Regions from separate parts of the Mus musculus genome. Here regions 1, 3 and 4 are each linked to region 2. The links are chromatin loops, found by intact Hi-C in ENCODE. Cell type or tissue: left cerebral cortex. All regions are shown on one strand. Links, peaks and the distances in the headings refer to the core of each region. The heading gives the core; the rest is flanking DNA.

Region 1 (5,552 bases), core at 219-5,218, 210 kb after region 2:
GTTATTCAAATGGAAAACTAGGCCTGGCTTACTCCTTACCCTGTTATTCTGAAATAAATGCAGGTACATCAAATATTTAAATATACAACAGTAAGCATGAACCTATTAAGAGAAACCAGATGAAAAATTCTAATCCTGGAGGAGGAAAGATTTCTTTTTCTAGTTGTAGCTCTAGGCGATGTAGAGGAGACCTACGATGTCAGGCCTCGGACTTTCGGCTTCTGACTTAGCCCTGCTTCTGAAATGGACTGCAGCGCCTGCACTTCTCCGTGTCAGAGCTCTTGAAAACTGAGTTCTTCAGTACTGCCTAGTGTAAACGTTCTTTGTATATCTACATCCAACTTAATATACTCTTCTAATTTGACATGATGTTAACTAATGATACAGTTTGCAATCAGTATCTAAGGGCTGTGTCACAGATTACTTCCTTAAAACAGATTTCTCTTAGATAGACTCGCGGTGGGCACGGACGTGCCTGAGAGTACTCACACCACAGGGGCAGCTTCTGGGTGTCTCTGTTCTGTTGTCATTAGGTGGTGCTTGTTCTTTACTTACTGAAAGTGTCCAGGCGTCTGCTCTGCCCATGAGTGCTGGCTGCTGCACTCTGCATCATGACCAACATCAAAGATACCTGCATACAATCATCACATTATTAATGATAGTCAGTGCTATTTGTGTTACTGTTCTATGTTAACCAATTACTTTTAATTAACCAGGATCCTCTGTAGTAAATAAGTAAACCTACATTGTAAGGCAATGAACAACAGTAAGTTGCTCTGCCTGCAGGCAAGCAATTATTGATGCCTTTCCCCATTTCTTGGGCGTGTTCGTAATGCACAAGATGAACCACCCCTGTTTGTATGTATATGCTACTTTTGTTCTTGATTTTTTTTTTATTGAATAGCGTATTTACACAAATAGGTTTTCTTGATCTGTTTTTAGTATTGATCTTTTTTTTTTTTTTAACAATTTATTAATGTGTGAGTGGCGAGAGCACCTGTACCAGGGCTTACATTTGCAGGAGGCCACCCACAGGAATAGTTCTGTCCTTCTACCATGGGTCGGTTCTGGGGATCAAGTGCGGGTCCTGGAGCATGGCTGCCAATTAGTATTCTGTGTTCTCTGGGTGCTTTATGTGGGAACTGGGAAGGAGTTTAAAGTGAGGAAGGGACTCCTGCTCAATTCTGCCTCTCAGCTCCTGTGTCACAGCCTTTCCGGGCGGACAATCCTGGAGTTGTGGGATTTGATGGTTTAGGACAGCTCAGAGGGTCAAGGGTTTGGCTCCTGCTATCACTGACCTTGGTGCTGTGTGTGCTCTGAAGTCCTCTACAGATGGGATCTTTGTAGGCACACATGCCAGCCAGCATTTTCCATCAACTCCTTAGACATCAGTGTGGCCGGGCCTCAGCCTCGGCTTTGGTATTTATTCATTTGCTCAGTCATTCAGTCTTTTAGTTGTCCGTCTGTTTAAATGTGCATGCAGTTTTGCCTACATTTATGTCTGTGTATAATGTACATGCCTAGTGGCTTCCGAGGGTGTCAGATTCTCCTGAAGCCAGACTTGCAGAGAGTTGTGAGCCTTTAGTTGTATGCTGGGACGTGAACCCCGATCCTGTGGAAGAACAGCTTGGGCTAACCTCCAGCCTGTTTTGTTCTCTTAAGCTTCTGTCCTCACACTTGTGTCCTGGAGGAGCCCTTGAGAGTTTTCTGCCTTCTGCAGGTCAGCTGCACTACACCCTAACTGCACTTTGTGTACGCCTGCAGCTGTTTTTTGGGTTCTTGTTTCTGTTTTGTTTGTTGTTTGTTTGTTTTTCGAGACAGGGTTTCTCTGTATATCCCTGGCTGTCCTGGAACTCACTTTGTAGATCAGGCTGGCCTCGAACTCAGAAATCCGCCTGCCTCTGCCTCCCGAGTGCTGGGATTAAAGGCGTGCGCCGCCATGCCCTGCACCTGCAGCGTTCTTTTGGTGATTACGTTCACGAGTCTTAACTCTCCACAGAAGAAATGGGAACAAATGCGTAAGGATGCTTACGTACATTCACTTGGGTGTTTACGGGGAAACTCCCCTCCATGTTTGGAGACCTTAAGCATGAGCCTTGTATGGATCAAATGTGCAGAATGTCTTTCTTGATGAATGTTGGAAGGTGTTTCTTTTGAGGAGTTTGTAATGCAGATTACAGCAGACATGAAGAGTCAACACTTTAATACCAGTGCACACCTTCCGGTTCCAGCAAGTCTTTCTACTGAAAACATACTGTATTGTTTTCCAGTCACACGTTTTTTTCCCCTTTAACTTAAAGTTAGTGTCGCTTCATAGCCAAATTAAATACATTGGCAAATAGCTAAAAATTAATCATGTATCAGATCAATACAAGCATACTTCAGTTTTATATAGATAGTTTCTGGCTGATGAGACACAAAGTGGTTATCAACCTTTCTCTGAACATTTACTTTAGAGTGTATGACAGGAGTAACACAGGACATGGGTTCCCAGTAAGTCTACTGGTCTGAAGGGCTCCTTGAGACTTGGCATACTCCACTGCTCCCACTAGAGGGCTTCCTTCCAGCAGAGACACATGCTCTGAGAGCAGCAGGAAATCCTGCCTAGGACATTGCTATTCCCTTGAGAGGAAATTGAGACTAACCTCCTGGATTTTAGGTAGTATTTTTTTCATCTATAGGTGCTAACATTAAAGCCTCATAGAACAGAGAATGTTAGACAGTAAACGAGGGTGTGTATGTTTTAAACCCATAGTATTTGAAGGAAACAGGTTTGTGAAGTTGCTTAGGTGAAATGAGTTTTTTAAAAGCCTGGTAAGGGGTTTTGAAATACCCTTTAGCCTGGCTAGAGAGAGAAGCAGGACTGGAGGCTGAAGCGGCCTTGCGAACAGTCACATGGGGCTCTAAATTCCACAGAAAGCGCTGCTCTCACCTCCCGTTGTCAAATATAGTAAAGCCTTATCTTTAAATAGATATTCTATTTGCTACTGATTTTTTTTTTCTACTTGACTTTTAAAATCTGTTAAAATATGCAGAACTCACTCTGTAGATACCAGTCTCGGCTTTACTGTGCTCAGCAGTAATTGTATGTATGTGAAAATACCCACATCAGGGTTTAGTGTCCTTGAGGGACAGAGGCTGGCAAGATAGGATCTATGAGTGCAGCTCACAAGCAGACGTCCTAGAATGCCCACAGTAGTTACCTCGGCAGGGCTTTCCCCAAAGGCTTTTAGCTGAAGTCTTCGGTGTTCATTTGGAATTGCAATCTTAAAAATATTTGCGGTCAGCAGCTTGGTGTTGTACAAGGCAGGGCTCAGGAAATCAAAGATGAAGCTCTTGTGCGTGTGTGGGAGGGGGAACCTAAGCTAAAATCTATGCTATGGCTTGTTTCTAAATCTAACAGTTAGCGTTGGAAATTGGAGTGTAAACAGAAATGGTGTTAGTGGATCTTCCCATGATTTTCCACTCTAGTTGAGCCAACATCTCAGTCTTTAGCCCAAAATCATATTTGATATCAGCAACATATGGTTTCCATCACAAAGTAGCTGCTCATCTTGTCAGCCCAGCACCCAGTCTACCATCTTTCTGGTGGGGCGGGGCGGGGTGGGGTGGGGTTGGCCAGGCTCTGACCTTCCTAGGTGGCTCCTCTTTAACCCTTTCATTTTCATGCTGCAGTCAGTCTTCCTTGGTACTGTTGTCATTGGCAGCACTGTTGTCATTGGCATGGCCTATGTACACTTGTGTTCCAGGCCAGTCACAGGCTCATCCTGATTTCAGCCCCACGGCCCCACCTCCCAGATGCTGAGCACCCAGACTTTCTCTTCCTTTCCTTGTTCTTTTCCTTCATATTGGCTCTTTTTAGTAGCCAAACTTAAGAGCTTTATACACCAGACTGAATAATTACGTTTTTTAAAAAAACAGTAATTATCAATACACATCTCATTCCATGCAGCTTTTAAATTCATGTTAATGAGCTCTGTCGTCTCTTGCACAAGACTGACAGCCAGTTTTGAAGTTCTGCCATCTTTTTACAACTTGCTGCCTAGACTCTGCCTGCCTCTCCCAGAGCACTGTTCTCAAGACCTCTTGCTCTGTAGCATTCCAGAGCCTGGCTCTGCCCACTCTGCTGTGAGCAAGGACAAGAAGCTACTAGCATCAGCAGGGTGGCCAGCATGATGGTTGGTTTTCTGAGTACAACTTTCCCCCTTGCTATCCTGTCTCTCAGTAACAAGTTAAAGAGCCTGTGCAGCATCGTGGCATGTGAGCAGGATGGCCCTGCTGAGGATTGGCACCCACACACATTGAGGCGGGTGGGTCCTCTCAGTGCAGAGCACTAGCCCCGAGAGAACTCACCGAGCCCCTCTTGACCTCCTCCCAGGGGCTGGCTCACCTGGCTCAGGGCTGTCCTCAGAGGGGGTCTTGATCGTACCTAAATCATTTCTTTCACTACCACTGCGGGTTGACGTCTGGGCCTCAGAGGATGAATCGGCCTTTGGACTCAAGGTGTGTGGCCTGGTGTGGTTTATCATGCAGGACTTTGCTGCTCTAACCAGACACCAGTGGTTAGCAAAAACACCTGTTTAAGTTTAATCATTTAGGCTGTGATTAAGATTAAACTTTGGGTATAAGAAGCTACAGAACTCAGAGTTTTGTGTAGTGGTGATTGGCTTCAACCTTTGCCCTGGTGCAGGGTTTTCTGACATCCTGCCTCATTGCCAACACCCATTTTGGGAACTGACTAGATGTAACCGCTGACTGCTAGCTGCCCTGCTACACGGCTGATGGCTCTGCTTTGCAGACTTATTGATCCCTCGTTCCTACTTGGTGTCTTCACTACTGAACTAAAACCCAGCTTCTTCCCGGGAGCCCACGCCTGGCAAAGGCCTGTGAACAGACGCGTTGTCCTGGAGTGGGCTGCAGTCCATGCTAGATGCCTGCTGTTAGAGATGCATGGGGAGGGCAGAGTGCACAGGCGCAGAGCAAAGGGAAGTCTTTCTAGATGGCTGGACCCTGGGCTGGGTTCTGAAGGCCTGGATTATACAGAGACCTCGCAGGAGCAAGGAAGGAAGGAGTGCTACTTTGGGTCAGGATAGCTGTGGAAAGCCTTTTCATCTCATATATGTACATGAGGAGCCACACTGGAGCAGCCTGAGTTCATTGTCAGGGGTCTGAGGTGTAGAGTAGGTGCCATTGAGGTGGGTGGGGACCTGCAAGCATGTGCCGGGCTACGCTCACCTGACTCTTTCCTGCTCTGCACCTTCACAATCACATTCAAAGCTGGTGTATTTGTGTGACCTGCCAGTCAGTGTACTTACGGGCTATGGTTACGCTAATAAGGTGAGGTGACTACCCCATCAACTCTATTCAGGGCGGTAAACGCACTAAGATTGTGCATCACAATGAAAAAGAAAATATAAATTTATACCTAATACATATATGCTATAAGTTTATATGTTAAAAGCTTAATGTGTTTTTATATTTCATGTTAGAAATTACTAAGTATTATAATTCTGAGCACAATTAATTCAGTATTTATAATATTTAACACAAGA
Region 2 (5,552 bases), core at 281-5,280:
CGCGCCAGGCCGGGCGAGACCAGCCGGGTGAGCGGGGCGAGCTGGCGGGCGAACGTGCGCTCAGCGGCGGCGCCCGGGGCCGAGTCCAGTCCGCGTTTTGCGAGTGCGCAGCAGCCCTCGGAGAGAAGCGGATAATAGTTGCTCCGGCTCGCTCGGCTCCCTCACGCCGCGCTGGGCCCGATTAGGCTCAGGCAAGTCGTGCATTTCCCCCCCCCCCCCATATCCGGGTTAGAGAGGGGGGAAAAAGAGAGAGAGAGAGAGCGAGCGAGAGTGAGGGAGGGAGAGAGAAAAGTTTCATTGCAAGCGGAACTAAAAAACTTTCCGCCCGTTCAGGCCGTAGCGGGCGCGAGCCCCCGAGCGCAAAGGCGCGCCCCCGGCGGGCGGCCCGGGGCTGCGGGGGGTGGGGTGGGGAGGGCACCGCGCTTCCCCGCGGGCCGCGTGGATGCGCGCAGGAGGGGCGGCCGGCTGCGAGTGGGGACATTGTCTCCCCCCACCCCGCCCGGCCGCGCCACGCCGCGGCGATCATGGCCGCGCGGGCAGCAGCGGCGGCGCGGGCGCGGGCGGGCAGCGGCGAGCGGCGGGCGCCCTCGGGGCCGCGGCCGGCGCCCGGGGCCCGGGACCTGGAGACGGGCGCGCGCGGCGCGGTGGCGGCTCCGGGCCCCATCCTGGGGGGCGGCGACGGCGGCCTGAATAATGTGCACCACCACCCCCTGCACCCCCGTCACGACCTGAACATGGCCCATAGCGCGAGCGCCGCGGCGGCCGCCAGCTCCAACAGCGCGCAGAGCGGCCGCTCCGAGGCGGCTCTCAAGGAGGGTGGAAGCGCCGCCGCGCTGTCCTCCTCCGCCGCCGTCGCGGCCTCTTCCTCCTCGGCGGGCCCCGGCTCGACCATGGAGACCGGGCTGCTCCCCAACCACAAACTGAAAGCCGTTGGCGAGGCCCCCGCTGCACCGCCCCATCAGCAGCACCACCACCACCATGCCCACCACCACCACCACCACCATGCCCACCACCTCCACCACCTCCACCACCACCACGCACTACAGCAGCAGCTAAACCAGTTCCAGCAGCCGCAGCCGCCGCAGCCACAGCAGCAGCAGCCGCCGCCACCGCCGCAGCAGCAGCATCCCACTGCCAACAACAGCCTGGGCGGTGCGGGCGGCGGCGCGCCTCAGCCCGGCCCGGACATGGAGCAGCCGCAACATGGAGGCGCCAAGGACAGTGTCGCGGGCAATCAGGCTGACCCGCAGGGCCAGCCTCTGCTGAGCAAACCGGGCGACGAGGACGACGCGCCGCCCAAGATGGGGGAGCCGGCGGGCAGCCGCTATGAGCACCCGGGCCTGGGCGCGCAGCAGCAGCCCGCGCCGGTCGCCGTGCCCGGGGGCGGCGGCGGCCCAGCGGCCGTCTCGGAGTTTAATAATTACTATGGCAGCGCTGCCCCTGCTAGCGGCGGCCCCGGCGGCCGCGCTGGGCCTTGCTTTGATCAACATGGCGGACAACAAAGCCCCGGGATGGGGATGATGCACTCCGCCTCTGCCGCCGCCGGGGCCCCCAGCAGCATGGACCCCCTGCAGAACTCCCACGAAGGGTACCCCAACAGCCAGTACAACCATTATCCGGGCTACAGCCGGCCCGGCGCGGGCGGCGGCGGCGGCGGCGGCGGAGGAGGAGGAGGCAGCGGAGGAGGTGGAGGAGGAGGAGGAGCAGGAGGAGCAGGAGGAGCAGCGGCAGCGGCAGCAGGAGCCGGAGCTGTGGCGGCGGCGGCCGCGGCGGCGGCGGCAGCAGCAGCAGCAGCAGGAGGAGGCGGTGGCGGCGGCTATGGGAGCTCGTCCTCGGGGTACGGGGTGCTGAGCTCCCCGCGGCAGCAGGGCGGCGGCATGATGATGGGCCCCGGGGGCGGCGGGGCCGCGAGCCTCAGCAAGGCGGCCGCCGGCGCGGCGGCGGCGGCGGGGGGCTTCCAGCGCTTCGCCGGCCAGAACCAGCACCCGTCGGGGGCTACACCGACCCTCAACCAGCTGCTCACCTCACCCAGCCCCATGATGAGGAGCTACGGCGGTAGCTACCCCGACTACAGCAGCTCCAGCGCGCCGCCGCCGCCGTCGCAGCCCCAGTCCCAGGCGGCGGCGGGGGCGGCGGCGGGTGGCCAGCAGGCGGCCGCGGGCATGGGCTTGGGCAAGGACCTAGGCGCCCAGTACGCCGCTGCCAGCCCGGCCTGGGCGGCCGCGCAACAAAGGAGTCACCCGGCGATGAGCCCCGGCACCCCCGGACCGACCATGGGCAGATCCCAGGTAACCCCCGCGCCCGGCCGGGCCTGCTTCCGCCCGGGCCTCGCGCCGCGAGCCCGACTTTCTTTCTTCGCCGGGTACTTTTCCCGGCGGTTGGCGGGGGTGGCGGGGGCGCGGCGCCGCCGGGCCGGGGCCGGAGCTGGCGGGGCTGGGGAGCCGGGGTGTCCCGCGCCCTTGCTGCGCGCTGCGCTCCCGTGCCAGGCCCGGGACGGGACCTCGGTGCCCCAGGCCGCGCCCGCCCGGGGAGGGCTCTCGGGGCAGCGGGCTCCGGGGCCCGGCTTGACTCCGCCGGCGCCCACGGTGTGCCCTGAGTGGGCGCGGGGAGAGAGGAACTTTCTCTCTTCGGGCCTCGGTCGGTTTCCCATTCCCCTTGCGAGGAGGAGGCAGGGGGAAAAAAAAAACCAAAAAAAAAAAAAAAAAAAAACCCAAAAACCGAGGTTAGCTTTGTGACAGCCGTGGCTGGTGGAGTTTGGATGTTTACCAGCAAGAATAAGACCCAGATTTACAACGGGCGGAGGCGAAATATTGTAAAATAACATCGATTCGTTCCTAAGAATAGCTGGGGAGAGATCCATTATGGGGCTAAGGGCTCCTTGGAAGGAGTCACCTTCAACCGGGAGGCGATGTTGAAGGAATAGATTCCGGATCGATGGAACTTATTTTGATCATGGGTTAGGTTTTCCTTTTTTATTCAGCAAACCTAGTAAGGTAGTAGGCCAGAGAAAATGGGTCGTTGTGGATCGTATTTGAGTGGATTTTCTTGATTTTGCTGTCTCCCAAGTCCAACAGCGTTGTTAGGAAGTGTCTTGCGCTCTGGCTGTTTCTTGCTAGTAGGCTGAGCCTAAAGACTGACTTGATCTCTCCTTTGCAAGGTTTGGAATTTGAATTGTGGAGGTAAACTGGCTGTAATAGTCTCCAGACAGCTGCCTCTGAGTTGACATCTAATCTGCCATCTGATTGGCTCCCCTCTCACCATTGGGCATTTAGCACTGCTGATGTAAATAGAAGTGCGGAGCAGTACAGTCACAAAAATTCCTGACACAAATAATAACTGAACTCTATTCCAAGCACATGGAAGATTGAATACTATTTAGAGCTTAAATTGTTATGAATCATAGTTAGTAATAAAGGATTGAATACAGAGAAACATGCTGTTGTCCAGTATTAGGCATTTATAAAACTTGGGTCTTCGATGACAAATCTTACAATATGAACATTACATTTATTGTGGGCTTTAATTGTGGACTGAAAATAGGAGCATTGGGAAATAATTAATGCAAAGATTGGACCAGTTTGGGCTTCGTCAAGCTTTTTTATAAAAGTCTGCTTTTTACAGATCTAATTGAATATATTTTAATCCTACCAGTTTACAGTTTAATGCATTAAGATTTCAGTATTCTGAAATGCTATAACATTTCTTACTGATATTTAATTATCTAAAAATCAGAAGAAAGCTATATAATTGGTGATTCTTAATTAGCTTAGAGCCAGAATAAAGCTATGCATTTTTAGTGATTTGTGTTCTCATAATTGCGACCATTTTAAGATGGTCATGTGGACGAGGAGTGTTACTTACAACTGGTGTGTTCCAAAACCTGTGAAACAAAACGAATTTTTGTAGAGAACAATTGACCAAAAGAGGCAATGAATATTTCTTTGAAATGCTAAAGCACATGTCTTTTTTTGATTTGTAGCATATAGAAATGCCCCCCCCCCATACTGTTTTTTTTTTTTTTTTCCTCCTATTTTGTTAGGCTAAGTAATGTGAGCTTTATTCAAACTGCTTTTGAATTAGAGCAAGAATATTTAAGGCAAGTTCTACTGGGTACTGTGTCTTCCAAATAATTTTTCTTCTATTCACATCTTAATGCTGTGATGTTTTCTGATCTATTAGAAGGGAGTAGCAGTGGTTTGTTTGTTTGTTCATTTGTTTTTAATTTAGCTCATTTGTTTTAAGGAGGTGTGCTTTACAATTAATTAACTGTGGACTTGAGGAGAGACCTGGTTGACTTGGCACCTGATATCTGCTGCTTCCAAGTCTACATGGCTCACGGAGTTCTACTTTGATAAAAAACATTTCCCTGTTCTAGATGGAAAACTTGGGGTTTCAATTTTTGTCTTCGACCCACAGAAAGAGAAGTCCATGTAATAATTAAAACTTCTCATCTTTGTAAGCTATAAAGGGAGGAAGCTAGAAGCAGTTGTAGGTTCTTGTTACTTTAGAGGGTTATTTCTTAATGGTACCAATCATTGTAAGTATTTTTTGTTTTCTTGGAATGAGAGTGTATCCATTATAGCCTCGGTGGCCCTTGGGAATAGCTTTTTTTATCTCAGAGAAAAAAAGGGCAGACATATGACCTCAATTCACAGATTTCTTAGTTACCTTACCGGTAACATGTAGATTGTTTCTTTTCATACTTTTATTTTTTTTCCTTTTGTTTTGCTTTTGGAAGGACAGTATTATTTAGTATTTGTTATGATAGCTGTGTTAGGTAGCCACTTGTCCACATTATTAAGTTATGCCAGGCTATAGGTCATAAATTACAAAGTCATATTAAATAATGGAAAAATAAATCTGTTTTTGGCTTTTAATACATTTAGTTTCATTTTTGATTTTAGGCAAATGGTTTGTGTTGGATGGCAATTTTTTTTTATTATTTTTTATTTTTTTGTTACTGGGAATAAAACCTGCCTGTTGTTGAAAGAGGTCTTTTAAAGATTGAAATAAGCCAGTTTATGATTTTTTTTTTAAATGTAAGTATTTAGATAGAGCCAGTCTCAAAAGGAGTCCTAAGGACTGCTCACATATGTAAACTTTTAGTAAGTATACATTTGTCTTGAATTCTGTGTATGTTATTTTATTTTTAGTTTATAGATATAGTAAAGTGTAAGCTAGTTTAGGGTTACAAGGCAGGAAGCCCCAGGATTCTTCCTTATTTCTTAAAATGAAGCTAAGATATAGTGTCTTATAAGGTCAGTCCATCCCCTCTTCCACAAACCTTAGGTTGCTTGGTACTTCAGATCTTATCAAGATGCCACGATGGCCTACATTTGTATATTTGCCTAGGTATAGATGACTGTTATCTGGTTGGGTGAATTTAGTAGCCATGGCTCATACAAAAAGGCCTATTATTTAAGAAATAAAAACACCCCCCCCCCATATAAAAAATGTAGGATGTGTGTGTGTTTGTGTGTTCTGTTGTATGGGATGAAAATATTTGTAACTCAAAATCAGTTATGTTAGGTACCTTGATTTTTTTCTATTAC
Region 3 (5,552 bases), core at 316-5,315, 220 kb before region 2:
TTGCAGGGTGCCTTCCCAATACCTTCCCCTGTTCACCTGATCTGCTCTTCTGCGTGCATGGGGCCATATGTTGTAGGTTCTTAATAAACATTTGTCAGACTAAGAAATGATGTCACGGGAGCTGCAGCAATGGCTTGGCACTGAAGAGTGCAGGCTACTCTTTCAGATGACTCATATTCAGTCCCCGGCCCAACCACCTGTAACTCAAAGTCCAGGGAACCTGACGCCTTCTTCTGGCCTCTGTGGATGTACACACACGTGTATGCACAAACTCACAGACATACATGCAAGCAAACACACAATAAAAAGAAATTGTTTAAAAAGATGAAGAAATAAATGGTTGACCAAAAGCTGAAATGTCCTTATTGTCATTATTATTAATCATTTTCCTTGCTAACAGCTTTCCACCTTACGGATCCCATTACAAAGGATTTCTCCTCCTCAGTCAGGAAAGTGCTTGTCACGCAAGCATGGCCATGTGATTTCAGTTGTTAGTACTCACAAAAAAGTCATATGTGGTGCCATTTCCCTATCATGATCTAATCCCCAGCGCTGTGGACATGGGGACAGGAGGATGTGTGGCCTGCTGGCCAGACAGAGTAGCTAAAGCCTTGAGCTCCAGGTCCATCCACAGATCTGGCCTCCAAAATGAAATGAAGGTAGAGAATGATGGAGAAGAATGCCTGGTGTTGATCTCTGACCTCACATCTATGCACACTCACACACACTCACATGTAGACATACACATAGACACACACATACTCATACACATACACACACTCACATACTTACACATACACACTCACACTCAATCACACACACACTCTCACAATGCACTCTCACACTCATACTTACTCTCTCTCTCTTTCTCTTTCTCTTTCTCTTTCACACACACACACACACACACACACATTTGTACACACACACTCTAACACACACATCAAAAGGTACCATGTTTGAACTACCTCCCTGGGCCAAAGTTGTTGACAACACTGAATTGAACCAACATTGCCTGATCTCAGAAAAGCCCAAGCCTAAACAAACAGCGTGTGGTAACTCTGGACTGTCAACTTGATGGACAATTGTGAGCATGTCTCCAGGGAGGTCTGAGGAGGGAGAGATGGCCTCCTGGATGGATGATGGGCAGCTGACTGAGCCAGGGTCCCCGACTGAATCAAAAAGAGAAAGCGAGCTGAGCCCAGCCTTCACCCCACTCTGCTTCCTCATGCTAGATGCCTGCCATGTGACCAGCACCTCCTGCTCTCCCTCTCCATGACGCTGGATTATACCTCAGACCAGGAGCCAGAATAAACCCTTCCTTCCTTAATGTGGTTTCTGTCAGGTGTTTTATCACAGTGACAGCAACAAAAGTGCCATTCATTGCACAGGTCACGGGATGAGAGGAGCCTGGTCTGGTCATAGGTATTCCGACCCAAAGAAATTCAGTTCTCAGACGCTAGACCCTTTCTAGCCCTGTGTGTCACCTCTTCTAGGACCTCTGTTTCCTGACCTGTTGCTTGGTAACCTTTTTCAAGACTGACATATTCTGGTCTCCCCCTGTTCCTAATGTTAATCAACCACCTGTAAGTCTTCATGATGTCTTTATACCCGGTGTTGAACGTGGCCATGCCAAGCCTTACCTGCAGTACCAAATTCTGAGGATGCCTGGGGTTTAGTGTGTGGTATCTCCCTGTGGCTCTCTCAGAGGAAAAAATAAAATCTCCCCCAGAAGAAAGCAGCCAACTTATAGTTAAGCCATTCACCCAAAACTAGGTGGCAGGTCCCTTCCATGGTCCTAGGTTCACCTGGGACTTGCTAGCTGAGTCACAGATATTTCTTGGAAGGCAGGTGCACATATACCCAAGCAGAGGGAAATATCCAATCGCTAGACAGGGGATTCTAAGCAGAGGTCTGCAGGTGAGAAAAGACAGGCCTGAGTTCAAATCCCACCAGCACCAGTGTCTTAGAAGCAGAGCCACACAAGAGAGTTAGCTGGGCCCCATCCAGATCAATACTTGCCTGACACCATCCTTAGGAGTTAGGGGTGAGCCTTTGCAGATCTCTGTGAGCATCTAGAGGAGTCTGATACAACCTATGACCCTCACACTCGAGTAGCCTTAGCCTCCTCCAGGTTCCTTAGGGCTTAAGCTGCTCTGTCCCAGGATAGATGTGGGGACAAGAATTTACATCCAGCACTAACACCAGGTGGTATGCTTCGCCTCACTAAGATTTGGGGGCTGTACTGGACCGTCATCAAGTCGCCAGCACTGGAACCTCACCTCCTCCTGGGACTATGAAATGGTGACAATGGCTGCCTCAAAACATAAAGTGTCCACAAGAAACTACTGAGGAACTTGAAAGCATGTGGGATACCTGTGACCCACACACACACACACACACACACACACACACACTCACACATACACACACACACACACTCACATACACACACTCTCTCTCACACACACTCACACACACACATACTCACACACTCTCACACACACACTCACACACACACTCACACACACACACTCTCTCACACACTCTCATACACACACTCACACACACTCACTCACACACACACTCACATACACTCTCACACACACTCACACACACACTCACACACACACATACACACTCTCACACGCACACTCACACACACACACTCACACACACACTCACACACACTCTCTCTCACACACACACATACACACACTCACACACACTCACACACTGAGGAGACCCTCATTACTTAAGCCACCGTGGCTGTGGCTGTGTGCAGTCCTATGTAAGTCCCTATGCTGGTTAGAGATCACACTTGTAGTATTTCCTGGAATTTTTTAAATGTCAAAGGACCTAAAAACCCATGTATTCCTGTTTTCTGGGCAAATTCCAACCCTCTAGAGTTGGTTTTTTGGTTTTTTTTTAATAGAATGGTGCTTATCAGAGGGAAAACATCTGCTCCAGTTTCTTCAATCTCTAATGTATCTAGTCTGCCTTTGTAAAATAGGTATATCGCTAATGACTGAATTCCTGCCAAGGGAATGAAATGATTGTTTCAATCACTTATTCCTCTCATCGGCTTTGCCCTCTGAGGAACAATATCACACAACATAAGTATAATGGATGGGCCACACGTTTTTTCGTTTGTTTTGTTTTGTTTTGTTTCTTCTTGGTATCTTCCTCACTGGCCACCATCAGAGAGAGAGCCGTCCAGAATGGATGCGTTGTTTCCAGGGCCTCCACCTGAAGCACCACGCTGTGGCTTGTGATTGTAAATCTCTTTTTGAGAACTGTCCTTCACCAAGGCCCCAAATGCCAACCCCTGGAGAAGCCTCAGTGGAGCGTGACCATGCCGGGATGCGGCCACCAGAGGGCGCCGCAGAGCAGCACGCCCCCTCCAAAGACTCCCAGCCGCGCCCTCCCAGCCCGGCTGTTTATTGTCAAGAAGGGTGTTTTTTCAAAATCCGCACACACAGAGATGGTTTTCCTTCCACGTTTTCCCCTCTTATTGGTGTTTTTTGTTGTTGTTGTTGTTGTTGTTTTTCTTTCTTTTTTAGCATTTAAGTGATAACCAAATAGGATCTGCTCCTGTTGTTTACACAAGTAAACAAAGATGGCAGTTAGAATAGAATTAGGGTTTTTGTTTTTTGGGTTTTTTTTTAAGTGGAACCTGGGTGTTTAAGTGCTATGAGGAGGAGGTTAGCGGCCGAATGGGAGAAACCCTATACATTATGTTAACAGGAAAGAGTTCGAGGACCAGCCAAAGGTAGGCCTCTGGATCCGACTGAGCCCTACCTAGTACCTGCCAAGCCAGAAGACACCAACCAGGTCCAACAGACATACAACTTAGCTCCTACTGTCCTTTGGTCTCTCTCCCTCTGAAAAATAGCAAAGGAGTTTAGAATCCCATATTACAACCTATTTATACCATATCTTTCAGGGGGGGGTGCATCTTACAGTGGATGTAGCATAATATGCCTCATTTTAACCCCAGTGGTGTTAAGTCTGTGCAACCATTAACCACCACCCATCTCCAGAACTTCACTCTCATCTCACGCTGAAACCGGGAAGCCAGAAAATGCTCCCGGTGACCTCCGTCTCCCTCTGTCCCAGCATGTCTACCCTAACCTCCCAGAAGTACAACAGTACCGTACCTGCCCCTTTGGTGAGTGACGTCATCATTTATTAAAGCTGTTTTTCAAGGTGCAGTCACGCTGTAGCAAGATGTCAGAACTTCATTCCTTCCGTGGGTGAGTACTCTTCTAGCACATTCTTTCTGGTAGCCAGAAGAATGCAGAAAGCAAATCGGAGAGGCCGCCCTGGCCCTTGCCTTTCAGTTGAAGAGTCTAGGCTTTCCCACACAACACAGGGCAAGGAGTCACAGTCAGATCTTCCTGTTCACAGCCACAGCCCCCTCCCCTGCCTTGTGTGGGGTCCTTGGCTAACACTCCTTCAAACACTGACATAGACAGGTGCACCTTTCTCGGCAGAACATCTAATCCACCCCTCCCGGCCAAGCACCTTGTGATCCCCAAACCTGAGACTCAAACTAGGGCATAAACCAAACCTGGAAGAGCCAGCTAGGGTGTGTGCGACTTGGAGAACTATACAGACCCTTTCCAAGGTTCTTACATAGACCAGACAAGCCAACATCCTTTGGTCTCTATATCTCACTTTGCCCAGGGGTTCTAATTGGACCACAGGACTCAAGCCTGGGCACTCAAAGAAAAATACCATGGCTGTATTTCCTTCAAAGTTCTCTGCAATGGATATTCACAGAGGACCATGGTTTCTAACAAAGGTCAGCTGGAAGGACTTGGGGTTCGCTCATGGCCCTATCCTGTTAGTGTTACTGAGACGATCTGACACTCTCTAAAAGCTTCTTATACGTTGTATTCTTTTGTTTTGCATCTGCTCCGTGAGGGAATCAGGTTTTAAAGACACTCAGCTGAGATGCCCCAGCCAGGACTCCTGCCCTTGTTCTGTGACCTCAGAGCCCACGTTTGCCACAGCCTGGCTAAATCACTCCACGTTCAATATTTTCCCCTCCCACGGGTGGAAGCTGTAGAGGGATGTAGTCTTCCAGCCACAGGGGGAACTACCTTTGCTCTGCTCAGCAAACACTTCCTTTGTGCTCTCCAGACAGATGGTTTGAGAAATGACAAGTGGTTTGAGAAATGACAAGAGGATACAGCCCCCTGGAATTCACATCCAAAAAATAACTGGGGGGCTAGGGAGGGGGTTGGTAAAGTTACAAACATGAAGTTGTTCCAAGTTCAAGACCCAGCATCTACATTAAAAAGCCAGGCAGAGTGGTACACCCTTGTAAACATAGCACTGGGGTGGGGGGTGGCTAGGACAGCCACCTTGCGAGGGGGGGGGGGTCCCTGGAGTTCAGTGGCCAATTTGCCTGCTTAATCACTGAGTTCCAGGCCTGTGAAAGAACCTGTCTGAAAAAACTCAAGGTGAAGAGCCCCTGAGAAACCACACTGTGTCTGACCTCTGATCTCCAAAAGTATGCAAACCTACACATACACACACACACACAC
Region 4 (5,552 bases), core at 307-5,306, 190 kb after region 2:
TTGGTTGCAGTTTCTTTTACCTGAAGCTAATTAATCTTGTAGAATATGTATTCATTGTATCCTCTGTTCCTCAAGAGTGTCAGGCTGTCAGTTGAGTGGTATCTAATTTTAGAGAACTGTCTCAAAGAAAGCAAGGTGCCCACTGCTGTGTTGGGCATGTGTAGTACTGGTTGAAAAGCCACAAACGTAACAAGTTCATGGGCATCTGAAAACTGCTCCTTAACCTTGGGGTGTCGCCTGAGGTTGCTGTCATTTATCTGAAGACAAAGCTGTGCTGGTCTTCCTAAAGAGCCCGTCTGTTAACAGCGAGACCCTCACATCCACAGTATGCTCTGAAGTTGGGAGTAAACGCAGCTCTGCCTGCTGCTTCTGTTGTGGTGCAAATGTTTAGAGTTTAAACTGTTCTGAAATGAAATGGACCTTCATAGAAGGGAAGACTTTTCAAAAACAATTTATAACTTTCTCTTTTTATGACGATGAGCACTCTCCTTTTAGAGCTGCTAGAATGTAGCTACAGGTGAGTGGTGTCTGAGGGTCATCTTTAGGCCTCAGCTTCCCTCTCACCAGTATGAGGTTACAAGGCATTGCTGGAGTGTGAGACTTCCTGGTTTCCAGATGTCCTCATTTGCACAGTGCTCACTAGATAGAGCCCTCTGCAGGGCACTGCTGGAGGTTCTGCAAGTGACATAACCATATATGCATACATACATAGTTATGCATGAAATGGAATTGCTGCTTCAGCCCAGCACTGTTCACATTCTAACAGTGGGGATCAGGGGAGCCTTGGCAGCTTTCAAAGGGCAGGATTACAGAGAGTGAAGGGGCCTGATTGGATAAAGGGGCGGAAAGACCTCAGTTGCCTTATTGCACAAGTCACTAGGGAGCGTGATTACCATCCAGTAATGAGTTTAGGGGAGTGAAACCACAGGGCAGATTAGGAACAGACTCCCCCTGGCCCTTTTACCTAAACTAAGGAGTTTAGACCCAGATCCTTTGGTATTCTCTGGCATTGTATGTGGAACAACAAATTGAAATCTGGATTTGCCAAGGATACCATAAGGCACCCCGAGGAGTGGATGGGAGATCCTATTGCAGTTTCTACTGTTGTGTGGATGTAGGAGAGAGCAGTCTCAGCAAGGCACTGAAAAAGGACTAGGCTGGGGTGAGTTTGAAAGCAGGTTTTGGGGACTGGTCTTGTCATGCTCAAAGATAGCACTAAGGAAGTTCCATTTAAGTCACCTCACAGCCATGAAGTGACTGTCAACCACCTGCAGATAGCAGGGACAGACGCTAAGAAACTGTCTTAGGGACACAAAGTCAGTATTTGAAGGAGTTAAATATAACCTCACACCCTCTTACTCCAGGGCCCATGCTTTGCCAAGTACCTCTCCCTTGGCATGGAGGACGAGGAGCATGTGAAGTTCTGAACTGTAGCCTTTTGCATCTACCTGGGAAGAGGGGTGAGGGGGCGTGGTCCTCCATGCTGCCTCTTGCCTGGGCTCTGCTAGGTTCTATCCCCACTGCATGCTGAGTGCTTTCCTTGCCCAGCTCCAAAGGCCTATTCATCACTACCCACGATTCTGTGTTTGGTTTCCCTCTGCAGCCTGACTGCAGACCCGAGTTTGCCTATCTGTTGACTGCCTTCTTGGCTGCACCACAATGTGTAGCACTGTAAAATACCTGACCATGTGTTCCTTGCACCCCGACGGAGCCTGCGTTCATTTCACTACTGTCCTAACCACAAATGAAGGAAGGTAGTAATTTACTGAACCCAGAAACATCTGAAAATTCCTTAACCTCATAGCCTGTGCAGGTAGTACAACTTGGTACCATTTGGAGGACTGAAAAGGAAGAAAAGGCTAGAGGGCTGGAAGGAGGGCAAATAATGTCAGAAAAAAAAAGTGAACTTTTAATCAAAAAATCTCAAAATTTTAAAAATTTGAAATAAAGTTGAAAAATACTGAAGCATATTCCTGTGAAAATCATCTGTAGGAGAACAAATGGGGTGAAAAATTTGAACATTCACTGATGAAGAATTTGCCCAAAGCAATTTGTATGATTGCCCATTTTAGGTAAATTTACTAAGTATCACCTTTTCTAGTAACACAAATCCTAACATTTCAAGTGTACAAATGATTTAATTCATAGTATGTCAGCATGCCTGCTTGCCTTTGACCCTGCTGGTACTATACAGACTAGATATGGCTGAATGAGAAGTACCACATTGCAGAGCCTAGGTGAGCTGCGTCAACATGACAACAGTAACAGCATTTAAAATCATGTGTTCATTTCTTTAAATATCTGTAACATTATCCAAAAGTTTCATATATAGCACTTGGTTGTGACAAAAAATAGTAATGGTGAATTGGTGCTTTTGTTTTTGCTAAGCTCTCAGATTACTTAATTTTCTTCCAAAAAGTAATGACTTGGGATTTGTGGCTATACGTGACACACATATATAACCATAATGGGATTGTTTAGAGAATTTGACCATTCAACCCGGTAAGCATAAGGGAGCGCTCAGCAGGGCCTTGGGTTGGATACCTGGGCCTGCAGCTTGCCTGGCTGCCTAATGGCAGCCCTGAGAAGCCTAACCTGCGGGGCACCCTAAGTCTCACTGTCTGTTTTCACGTTCCCTATCCTGGAAACGTGTGCGTGGGGTTTCTTTGTTTTCCTAGCGCAGTGTGTCCCACAGCTCGCGGGCCAGTGAGTGACTAGGCACTCCTCCAGGGAGGAAGAGGGGAAGCAGCGACTGCGCAGCCGCGGGTGGGGAGCTCCCGGCAGGCACCGCGGTGGGAGGCCTGGCCATCGAGCCACGGTCGGGGCTGTGCAGGCCCCACCCCAGAGGGCTCACTCCCAAAGTTTCTGCTGACGCAGCCGCGCTCCCGGCGGTGCTCCCAGTTTCTCCGAAACCCTCCCGCGCCCTCTGCCTGTCCCTGGAGAGGAGTGCCGAGGCGAGGGCCGAGCGGCTGCCCTGTATCCCTGCTGGAGCCGTCCGCCCCTGAGGAAAGGGCCCTCCCCCACTGTAGCGGGGCCGGTTGAAACTTGCTTTGCAGAAAGAGACAAAGTTGTAGACTCCCAAAACCCAGAGTCTGGGAGGATCAAACAACACCCCCCCTTCCCCCTCCCGTAGGCTGGGCCATGGGGAGACCAGAAGGCCGCTGGAAAGTAGGGTGGGGTGGAGTGATGGGGTGGGGCCAGTGGGGCAGGCAGTGGGTGGGGCGCCAGGGGGCGGGCCTTAGGCCTAAGCTGTGCACCAAGACAGGCGAGATGGAGGGCAAGAGTGGCTGGAGCGGAGGGTAGGGCCAAAGGCAAAGACCCTAACTACATTTGTGCAGTACCAGTTGGAACCAAGTGCAAGGTTCCTTGATGGGAAAACTAATTCATAGCATTTTTAAATCCCAGAAAAAGCCTAAGCTTTTGTAGCGTCTCATCTCCTGTCTGTACCTTCTTAAATTAAAAAAAAAAAAAGTTATTTTATGCTACTGGGTGTTTTGCCTGCTTGCATGTCTGTGCACAGCGGCTGTTCCTGGTACCCATGGAGGCCAGAAGAGGGCATCATCAGATCTCTTGAAACTGGGATTACATATGACCTGGGAGTTGAACCTACAAGCAGCAGGGTTTGTTATCCACTGAGACAACTTTCTAGCCTCTACTACGTTAGTAAATGCTAAGAGGATTTGGGGGGAAAGACATTTCTGGAGAATAAGACTAATCTGTCTAGAAGACCTAAGGCCACTGTCTGCTCTCTGTTGCTCACCTTCTATGGTATAGCAGTGTAACCTTAGACCTTTCAAGTAACCTGCATGACACATACAAGAAGTTAGTCGACATACATATACCAGACTTAGAGGACTAATCAGCCAGAGCCTCTAGTTGATAAATTATTTCCACTGTGATCTGTAGCCTGAATGGTTTTTAAAGTCAATGCAGTTGGTACTATGAAGAGTGAATTATTGATAATCATTAACATGACGGATATTTCCTGACCCAGTAGCTTAATTTTGGAAATTTGACACTTAAAGTTTGTTACAAAGGTTATTAAAGAGACTCTGAGCAACAAGTGTTTTGCAGAATACATTTTGTTTGGGCTTATGCCTCATATTTACTATGCACGTGCATGGTATTTTAACACAAGTATGTTTATGATGTGTATACAATTAATATTCTATTAGGAAAGATTGTTATAGTATGGACATTGCTAACCTTGATTACTGCTGCTCACTGCTGCCATTTGACAAAGTTTAAGCTAAATAAAATCCAGTTGATTTGGACATTTTGTAAAGAGAGGTGAATTGCATGCCGGGGTATACTACTACACTTTATCCTTAAAAAAAAACCACCTAGACGCAAATCGCTTATCATGCACGTGTGGATCTGTTTGGGCTTGCATTCACTACATGAATGCAGTAACACCCAACATACTAGAAGAGGTTGGTGTGTGTGTGTGTGTGTGTGTGTGTGTTGGGGATAGTTTTCATTTCTATCGTGGGTGCACATGGGAAACACTGGTGTCTTCTTCAGTATCTTTGCACCTTAGCTTTTGAGACCCACAAAGCATGAACTCAGTTTTCTCCGGGGTTTTCTTGTCTCTGAAGCCCCCCCCCCCGCCCCCCCCCCCATACTTCGAGCACAAGCCTAGCCATCTCCCTGGCATCTGAATATGGGTGTGTCCTGTAGCTCAGGCCCCTGTGCTTGTTCAGCCGCCTCTTTACCAAGTAGCCATGGCTCCAGCCCTTCTTTTTAGGGTTTGAGCTTGTATAATGGTCATGAAACTGATGGGGTCAATAAGTTGTGGGTTGACAGGCATTTAAGTCCTTGGCTTTGTGAATACTGAGTTAGTAGAAAGACTTAATTTTCTTGTATCTCAGGAGGAATGGAAAAGCAAGCAGAAAAATTCTTATAAACGGATACAATTTGTAACAGTGCCTGTAACATAAATTTAATAAAAACAGCTTCCTTTCTCATCCCACCTGTATTTACTGTTACATTGACCCCATTGATGGAAACAGCCCAGAAATTATTGGTGTATCAAACTATGAACGTTATATGGAGCATCCTAGACTTTAAATACTAAATCAAAGAAGACATATCTGTTTGGGATATTTTAATCACTTCTATTTCTAAATGCAATTTCTGTGTATATTCTCTTATAGCATATTGTAAAGCTGCCTCTCTGATATCATAGTGAGTTTGAAATTATTTTGTTTCCCTGGTTCCTTGAAATTTTGGAAGAGCTAGGAAGCAAATGCATAATTTGACCGATTTTACATTCAAGTGTAGGCAGTTGTCTCAGATTATATTTTCAATTTTGAACTTTCCCCCCATTTTTAAATAGTGGCTTTGTATTACTAATAGTTGAGTGCCTCCCCCTCTTAAGTAAATACGGCATCAAGCTCACATTGCATATGAAATGTCTGTCTGTGCAGGCCTGTCAGTGAACTCGAGAGTACATGTTTAGAAGGTCATGCCCCTGACCTGGCCTCCTCAGTACTTACTCCTTTGTGGAGTTTGGGGTTTTTGCCCTCCCTACCCAAAAATCAGTGATGTGT

What was found. Peaks named below come from ENCODE experiments on the same cell type or tissue, not always from the same donor. Only the 100,000 strongest peaks of a DNase experiment are listed, where the experiment ranks them.
Region 1: it touches region 2 in a loop (3-fold over the local background); 6 of 42 quality-filtered maps call a loop at or near these places.
Region 3: it touches region 2 in a loop (7-fold over the local background); 16 of 42 quality-filtered maps call a loop at or near these places.
Region 4: a loop joins it to region 2, with 7 times the contacts of the local background. A loop is called at or near these places in 17 of 42 quality-filtered maps.

The regions. Positions count from the first base shown.
Region 1 is chr17:5,199,505-5,205,056 of GRCm38, forward strand. The region is part of intron 4 of Arid1b (AT rich interactive domain 1B (SWI-like)); the gene reads left to right. It overlaps Gm34854 (a long non-coding RNA gene), which reads right to left. Exons shown (of 3, transcript XR_876354.3): 3 at 235-631. Among named protein-coding and RNA genes, the nearest start is that of Gm34854, 22 kb to the right of the region's middle. In left cerebral cortex, for the core only: a CTCF peak has its summit at 2,552 (motif pointing right); DNase peaks (open chromatin) are centred at 2,544, 3,044 and 3,301; H3K27ac peaks cover 819 bases.
Region 2 is chr17:4,994,205-4,999,756 of GRCm38, forward strand. Arid1b (AT rich interactive domain 1B (SWI-like)) reads left to right here and starts at 870. Exons shown (of 20, transcript NM_001085355.1): 1 at 870-2,288. The coding sequence starts at 891. In left cerebral cortex, for the core only: a CTCF peak has its summit at 2,160 (motif pointing right); DNase peaks (open chromatin) are centred at 953, 1,694, 2,070 and 3,197; H3K4me3 peaks cover 5,000 bases; H3K27ac peaks cover 2,878 bases.
Region 3 is chr17:4,775,003-4,780,554 of GRCm38, forward strand. No RefSeq gene overlaps it. Among named protein-coding and RNA genes, the nearest start is that of Gm34371, 17 kb to the right of the region's middle. In left cerebral cortex, for the core only: a CTCF peak has its summit at 3,363 (motif pointing right); a DNase peak (open chromatin) is centred at 3,363.
Region 4 is chr17:5,187,060-5,192,611 of GRCm38, forward strand. The region is part of intron 4 of Arid1b (AT rich interactive domain 1B (SWI-like)); the gene reads left to right. Among named protein-coding and RNA genes, the nearest start is that of Gm34854, 34 kb to the right of the region's middle. In left cerebral cortex, for the core only: CTCF peaks have their summits at 657 (motif pointing left), 2,927 and 3,546 (motif pointing right); DNase peaks (open chromatin) are centred at 709, 2,839 and 3,505; H3K4me3 peaks cover 1,170 bases; H3K27ac peaks cover 1,537 bases.